Regions from separate parts of the Homo sapiens genome. Here region 1 is linked to region 2. A link is a contact called in ENCODE Hi-C or POLR2A ChIA-PET data. All regions are on one chromosome and are shown on one strand. Each heading gives the region's core, a stretch centred on a gene start or an enhancer-like site at or near the end of the contact. The rest is flanking DNA. Distances are from core to core; before and after follow the strand shown.

What was found. A loop is a pair of places that touch in the nucleus more often than their neighbours do. ChIA-PET counts read pairs that join two places held with the same protein, here RNA polymerase II (POLR2A). Pooled maps may share reads with other maps.
Region 1: a loop to region 2 is called in a pooled map, with 4 times the contacts of the local background. The contact joins the promoter of NUCKS1 here to the promoter of PCAT6 in region 2. A Hi-C loop is called at or near these places in 4 of 50 pooled maps. POLR2A ChIA-PET finds 5 or more read pairs at or near these places in 2 of 52 experiments (CD4-positive, alpha-beta memory T cell and activated T-cell).

Annotation. Positions count from the first base shown.
Region 1 is chr1:205,748,918-205,751,966 of GRCh38, forward strand. NUCKS1 (nuclear casein kinase and cyclin dependent kinase substrate 1) reads right to left here and starts at 1,265. Exons shown (of 7, transcript NM_022731.5): 1 at 1,040-1,265. The coding sequence starts at 1,056. RefSeq lists a silencer at 439-1,038 and an enhancer at 1,459-1,708.
Region 2 is chr1:202,809,430-202,812,686 of GRCh38, forward strand. PCAT6 (prostate cancer associated transcript 6) reads left to right here and starts at 1,525. Exons shown (of 2, transcript NR_046325.2): 1 at 1,525-1,941; 2 at 2,146-2,483. It overlaps LOC124904583, which reads right to left. Exons shown (of 3, transcript XM_047439549.1): 3 at 809-2,130. The coding sequence ends at 1,606. RefSeq lists a silencer at 1,392-1,621.

The DNA of each region.
Region 1 (3,049 bases), core at 15-2,514, 2.9 Mb after region 2:
TTGGACTAAACCACACCCCTCCATAAATGGCACATTCCATACAATAGCCTGGAGAATGGCATAGGACGATTCCACCGACAGCTGGGGGAATAGCAAACTTGTTGAAATTCCGAGAATGAAGTCTGATGGTTACCCGAACCTAGCCCTTTTATTACTAAAGTCACTCGGGGACAAGAGGGTTACAAAAATATCCCGAGACGCGTACGCGGGTGAGAGTGGAACGAGAACCACACGGGATTTGGGCCGTGCTGTTAACCCGCACCTCCCTGAGTACGGACATTTCCCCGAGGAAGGACATTTCTAGTCGGAGAGAAAGAGCGAACTTTGGGGTTAACTCTCTCAAAACTCTGAGGTGGGGAGAGAGGCAGCAGCCCATTATTTTCCAGGATCCAGTCCCGAACTCTCACTTTTGCCCGGGGGGAAAAAAACGGGTCCCGCCCACGCTCGGCCCGATCCGGGAGGCGGGGCCTGCAGCGACCCCGAAGGACAGAGGCGGGGCCGGTTGGCAGTGCTGCCCCTCCCCCTTTGCCAGGAACACCCCCGTCCGCTACAGAGAGGGCTCAGGGCCCCCACCCCCGCGCCAGTCGCTGGGGGAAGGGGCAATACGGGTGCCTCCGCCCCTCCTCGCTGAAGGTGGGGAGTGGAGCTCGAGTCCGCCCGCCTCCCCGCGCTGGCTCCAAGGGGACGGCCCCGAGGAGGTGGGGCCTCTTGGGGGCGCTGACTTCACACCCCTCCCCCTCCGGCCGCTGGCGGCTCAGGGACACCCCGCCCGCTCTAGTGCGGTGGGTGGGGGAGGCAGCTGAGCAGACCGGAGCCCTGCAGCGGCGCGGGGCGGGGAGGGGCGCGCGCACGGGCGCGCAGCCACCACCCCCGCGCGCCAGCAGGGCCCCCCACGCTCAAGGGTGCGCGCGGGCCCCGAAAGGGAGGAGGCCGCGCGCGGCACCGGGGATGGCGGACTCTAGCCTTCTGTCCCCCACTCTTTTCACCACTCGCCCCCATCCCCCTCCAACCCGCTCCAGGCCTCAGACTCCGCACTGACCTGACAGGCCGCGACATGTTCGCTGTCGAAACAGGACCGAGTCGAGAAGCCAAAGACCAGGACCCCCCCCACCCCGCGCGCTCGGCGCCCCACCCCCCCCGAACTTCAGCCGATGGGACCGCTGCTGCCGAACCCCGAGCTGCTGGCTTCTCAAACTCCGCTGCTCTTTGGTTCAGGGCTCCTGGAACAGACGAGCCCCCCGCTCCCCCGTCTCTTCAAAATGGATGAATCAAACCAGCCGAAAATGCGCCAAAGCCGCCGTGCAACCAAACCCACTAGGGTTTGTGCGCTCCTCCCCAACACGCCTGCTCATTGGAGACTTCTGCCAGATGCGCCCAGATCATTAGTCCGTTTGAATCATCACGTCTTCCAGGCCCCGCCCTGCTCTCTGATAGGCTCCACCTTCACCGTGGGGGTCCTGTTAGTCAAGATGCTCTGAGAGCGCACGGCCGCAAAACAAAAATGGTCGCTGCTTAGCCCGCCCCCTGGTTTCCACTCCAGAGTTGCAGATTCGTCTGGGGTCGTATCTTAGAAAGACTAGAAAAAAAGATTTATGTAGGGTTCAGCGTTGCTCAGTGTTAGTTTAATGGTGTTTCATCTCGTCTGCCTTGATCACCTTGAAAATCCTCTAATAGCAAAACCCGTGGGAGAGGCAGCAGATTCGTCACTGCGGGGCTGCTACAGAATTGGAGGGAAATTCCTTAGGTTCAAAAAATTTGACCTTAAACCTACAAGCCCCTTACCCTGGCTTCGGCATTAACCCTCAGGGACCAAATGAGGCTGCTGGAGTAGAGAGGCAGGATCATAATCAAGGAATATCTTCACCCCCAATTACCATTCTCCATTCTGGACCTTGAGATCCACTTCAGGGTCATTAAAGTCCCAGTCTGGTGCATTACTATTTTAAGAAAAGAGTCAGGTGTACAATAACTAAGAGCATGAGCTCAGGGGCCACAAGGTATTTCAGGTGGAATCCCAGGTCCACTACTTAATGGTGGTATAACTTTCCTTCTCTGTGCCTCAGTTTTCTCATCTGTAAAATGGGAAACAAGGGTACCTAACTGCATAGGCTTATTAGTATTAAATGAGTTGATATATCTATCAAAAGTCTTTAGGATAGTCTCTGGCTCACAGTAAGTGCTACGTAAGTGTTAAATCCAAGTTTTAAAAGATGATTCCGTCCCTGGGTAGAGATGGGTGGAGCTGGCTCAAGACCCTATGAATTCTATTGATTTACCCTTGCACTTTGAAAAACAAAACAAAGACTCTTCGAAGTCATATAACTGAAAGTAACGCACATCATTTCACTTAAATCCGTGAGCATTTGTTGGATGCCTAATACTCTCAAAGGCAGAGCTCAGGATTCCTATGTGAATGGCTAAGGCTGAGTCTGCTATCGAAAATAGACGTCAATCCCTGTCACAGTCAAAGCGATCATTTTTGTTTGGTGGCTGTGCGCTCTCAGAGCATCTTGACTAACAGGACCCCACGGTGAAGGTGGGGCCTATCAGAGAGTAGGGTGGGGCCTGGAAGACGTGATGATTCAAACGGACTAATGATCTGGGCGCATCTGGCAGAAGTCTCCAATGAGCAGTCAGTTAACAACCAATTGAAGATACACTTTCCAAACAACAACAACAAAAAACACACCACATCTGCCTCCTGAAAGTCTCCCTTTGTAAAATCTGGCTTCCCAAAAAGAAGAGAATAGCACAGTCCACCAGTGAAGCATTAAACAAATTAATATCTTTTGTCTCTTCCATGTCATTCCACCCTCTGTCCCTCTTATTTTTATTTTTAATTTTTATTTTTTCGAGACGGAGTCTCACTCACTATGCTCCCCAGGCTGGATTGCAGTGGCACGATCTCTGCACACTGAAACTTCCACCACCCGGGTTCAAGCGATTCTCCTGCCTCAGCCTCCCAAGTAGCTGGGATTACAGGCGTGCTCCACCATGCCCAGCTAATTTTGGTATTTTATTGTGGAGATGGGGTTTCACCATGTTGGCC
Region 2 (3,257 bases), core at 275-2,774:
CAGGTAGAAATACACAACGGGGTATCCTTCAACAGACTGAAGGGTATAAATCTGAAGGGGCGAGATCAGAATTGGAGATATAAATCTGGGAGTTATGTGCTTATGGGTGATAGCCGCTATTTAATGCTACTGTGTGTAAAGCACTGCTCTAAACGCTCTGCATGTATTAGCTCACTGAGTCTTCACAACCACCATATTGAGTAGGTACGATATTATCCTCATTTTGCAGAGCAGGCAACGGAGGCAAAGAGGTTAACGAACTTTAAGAGATACGAACACTTTTGAGGCGCCTTTTTTCTTTTGGCGGGAGACGGGGGACGGGGGTGGGGGGGTAGTGTCCAGCAGCCTCAGAAAAAAGGAGGAAGCTCAAAAAGTAGAACGTCAACATTGAAATGACCTCTTTCATCCAGAAAGCTGCCAAACGTATGCAAGGAATGTTTGTCAAGATCTTAGTTCGCTTTCAGATTCACCTAGTGGAAGGAAATCTCTTATGCTTAAGAAGTCTTCAATTAAAAGGGGGGATGGGCGTGGGGGGAGAAGAAAACCGCCTTCCCTTCAACAAATTTTTCCCAGAGGTACCGGGCCCAGGAAAGAGTTCACAGTGGTCCTGGGAGAACGTATTCCTTTTCTTAGCTCTCCAGGGCTTTGGGACCTGGAGTCTTTTCCTGCTCCCTACTGCAATGGAGAGTCAAGCCCAGGGGACAGCTAATACACTATTAAAAGAATTATCAGTGCAAGATAGATATGCGATGTGGCAAGTTATAATAGAATCTAGGTAGTGGGTATAGAGGAATTTGATGCAAATTTCTTTTAACTTTACTGAATATTTAATAATACTAAATAAAAGTTGGGTAGAAGAATTATCGTCGATGGCTCTTTGGTGCGCATTCTGGGCCTCCGAGGGTCTTGATGAAGCTCATGTAGTGTCATGTGCTCTCTCGGGAGAGCGTTGACTATTTTCACTCCTAACGTTGGCATCCTACGAGCCAGGTAGGCATAACTTTGAGACAAATTCTAGACTTACATGAGTTATGATTATTATTTAACTGAGATGGACAGGAAGAACAAGCCTAAGAAAATCTTTCCCAATTCTCAGCTGCGTCCTACGATTCCCTCTCGCTCCCAACTCTCAAGGTCTCCCAGTCCGGCTTCCTCCATTTCCGGTAGTGACCCTAAGTGATGAGATTCTATCGCTCCCAGATCAGGCCGCAGCTGTTTGGCTCCCAGCAGACCCGGTGTGACGTTAAGGGACGGGGCGGTTGCCGGCGTCTTGAGGGGAACCTAGGGACCGAGAGGACTCTCCGGGAAGGCAGCCGCTCCCCCGCCCACAACAGACGCTCCCCTTGCCCTTTATGATGTTTACATGGGCGGAGGGATCCCTCCCAGCTGACAGCCACACCGCGCCGGCCCTTCTTTTTTTAAAGAGCCTAGCCACGGGCGCTGACTGGCCGGCAGCCGGGCGCGTCATCCTCCGGGGGCGGGGCCCGGGCCGCATTGTCTCGTCTAGGGCCGGCTGGACGCCCCAGAGGCCGGACCTGGGCAACCCCAGCCTGGAGGTGCCGGGGCCGGAGCTCCCAGAGGGCTGGGTGCGAGGCCTAGGCGGGGTCAGGTTCGGGTTCCTAGGCCATAGCGGAGCTGCAGCCCAGGCGGCCGGAGCGGAACCCAGCCCCGCTCCGAGTGCCACGTCTCCAGGAACCCCCTCCTTACTCTTGGACAACACTCCGCCCCCGCCCGGGCCTCCGTCCCCCAAACCGCCCTCATTTGTGCAGCGCCAGATCCTTCGGACACATCCCTAGGTGTCTCCATCCTCATTCGGTCCATCCAACTCCCAGACCTCACGTCAACCGGCTGCACCCCACTTTCCAGCCTGCGCCCCAGATCTGCAGCCTTCGCCCCTAGATACACCCGCCTGGTGATGAGGCGCTCCTCGCGTTCCTTCCGGTAACCGCGTTGCGAAGACCACGCTGCCGGGTTGCAAACTTGGGGGGACTTCCTCCCTCCCCTCCCCCTGGGCGCCGTGCAACTGCCCTGGGACCGGGTTCTGGGATGAGGGGGGCAGACCGGGCTCCCCAGCGGCCGGCGCAGCACGTAGCGCACGTGTAGGGTCCGCTCCCCACCCCCTCGCCGCCTCTGACAACTTTTCAGGGCTCCAGGTGTCCGTGAGCCTCCCTTCCGCCCTGGCCTCCGGTCTCTGCCTTGCTCGTGCTTCTACCACCACCCTTCCCCTCCCAACCCGGTGGATCCTCTCGTCTCCCCCAGTCTCCAGTGCACCGGCTTTCCCTCGTCCTCTGCGCAGTCCATCTCAGCTCATCTCTCCAATTCAATGCCATCATCTCTCCTCACCATCTCTCGGTGCCCTGGAATGTTTGCTGTCAGATGTCCCCTGTGAAACCCACAAACGCTTGCGATTTGGCCTCCTTGTTTTATTTTGTGTAGTCCTACAACGTCTTGTTACTACCCCCTATTACAACACTTATAACTCAGTATTTGTCTTTTTTCCGCGGTGTCCCTGCACTCTCCCCATACATATTCCTCTCCTGCCAGATTGTAAGCCTCTAGAGGGAAGAAGTAATGTCTCTCTCCTTGGCACCAGGCACGTGGCACACGCTCCACAAATATTTGTTGAAAGGGAGGGTAAATGGCCTTGAGTTTCTGTGGCTACCATTGGCTGAGGATGGAGCTTTGGGCTGGACAAAGAAGAATCTGGTTGACCACATGAAGCAGGAAGGAGGCTCAGAACGGTGTTGAGGGAGCCTCCACAATGGGTGGGCACCACAGGTGAGATAAACCCATCCTCCCCCATTCCCTGCCCTGCTTAATTCCCGGGAACCAGCAACCCCTCCTATGCTATCGTCTACTGCTGAGCTGGTCCCTTATGGTGGACTTCTGTGCTCACTGTTCTGCTTTAGCCCCAGCTGTCGGGGCTGCCCTTGGGGAACAGCTTACACCTTGACCAGGCGCTCATTTCTGGGTTTCTGTTCTTGGGAAGCTGGGTCTGGGTCCTGGGAGCCACCTGGTAACTAATAAATACCTCTTCCTCCTCCCATCTGCTCTTCCTCTCCTGTCCTGGAATCCCTCTCTGATGACTCAGCCCAACTGAGATCCAGGGTAACTGCACCCTCAGTCCTGGGCTTTGGTTTACCTGGGTGTGGGGCTCAAAGGGCTAGACCCTTGTGGGGGTCAGGCGCTGACAAGTGGAACATTCCCACGGTGCTGCCAGCCCTGCCCACGGGGATTGGGAGGGGCAAAGTTAGCCA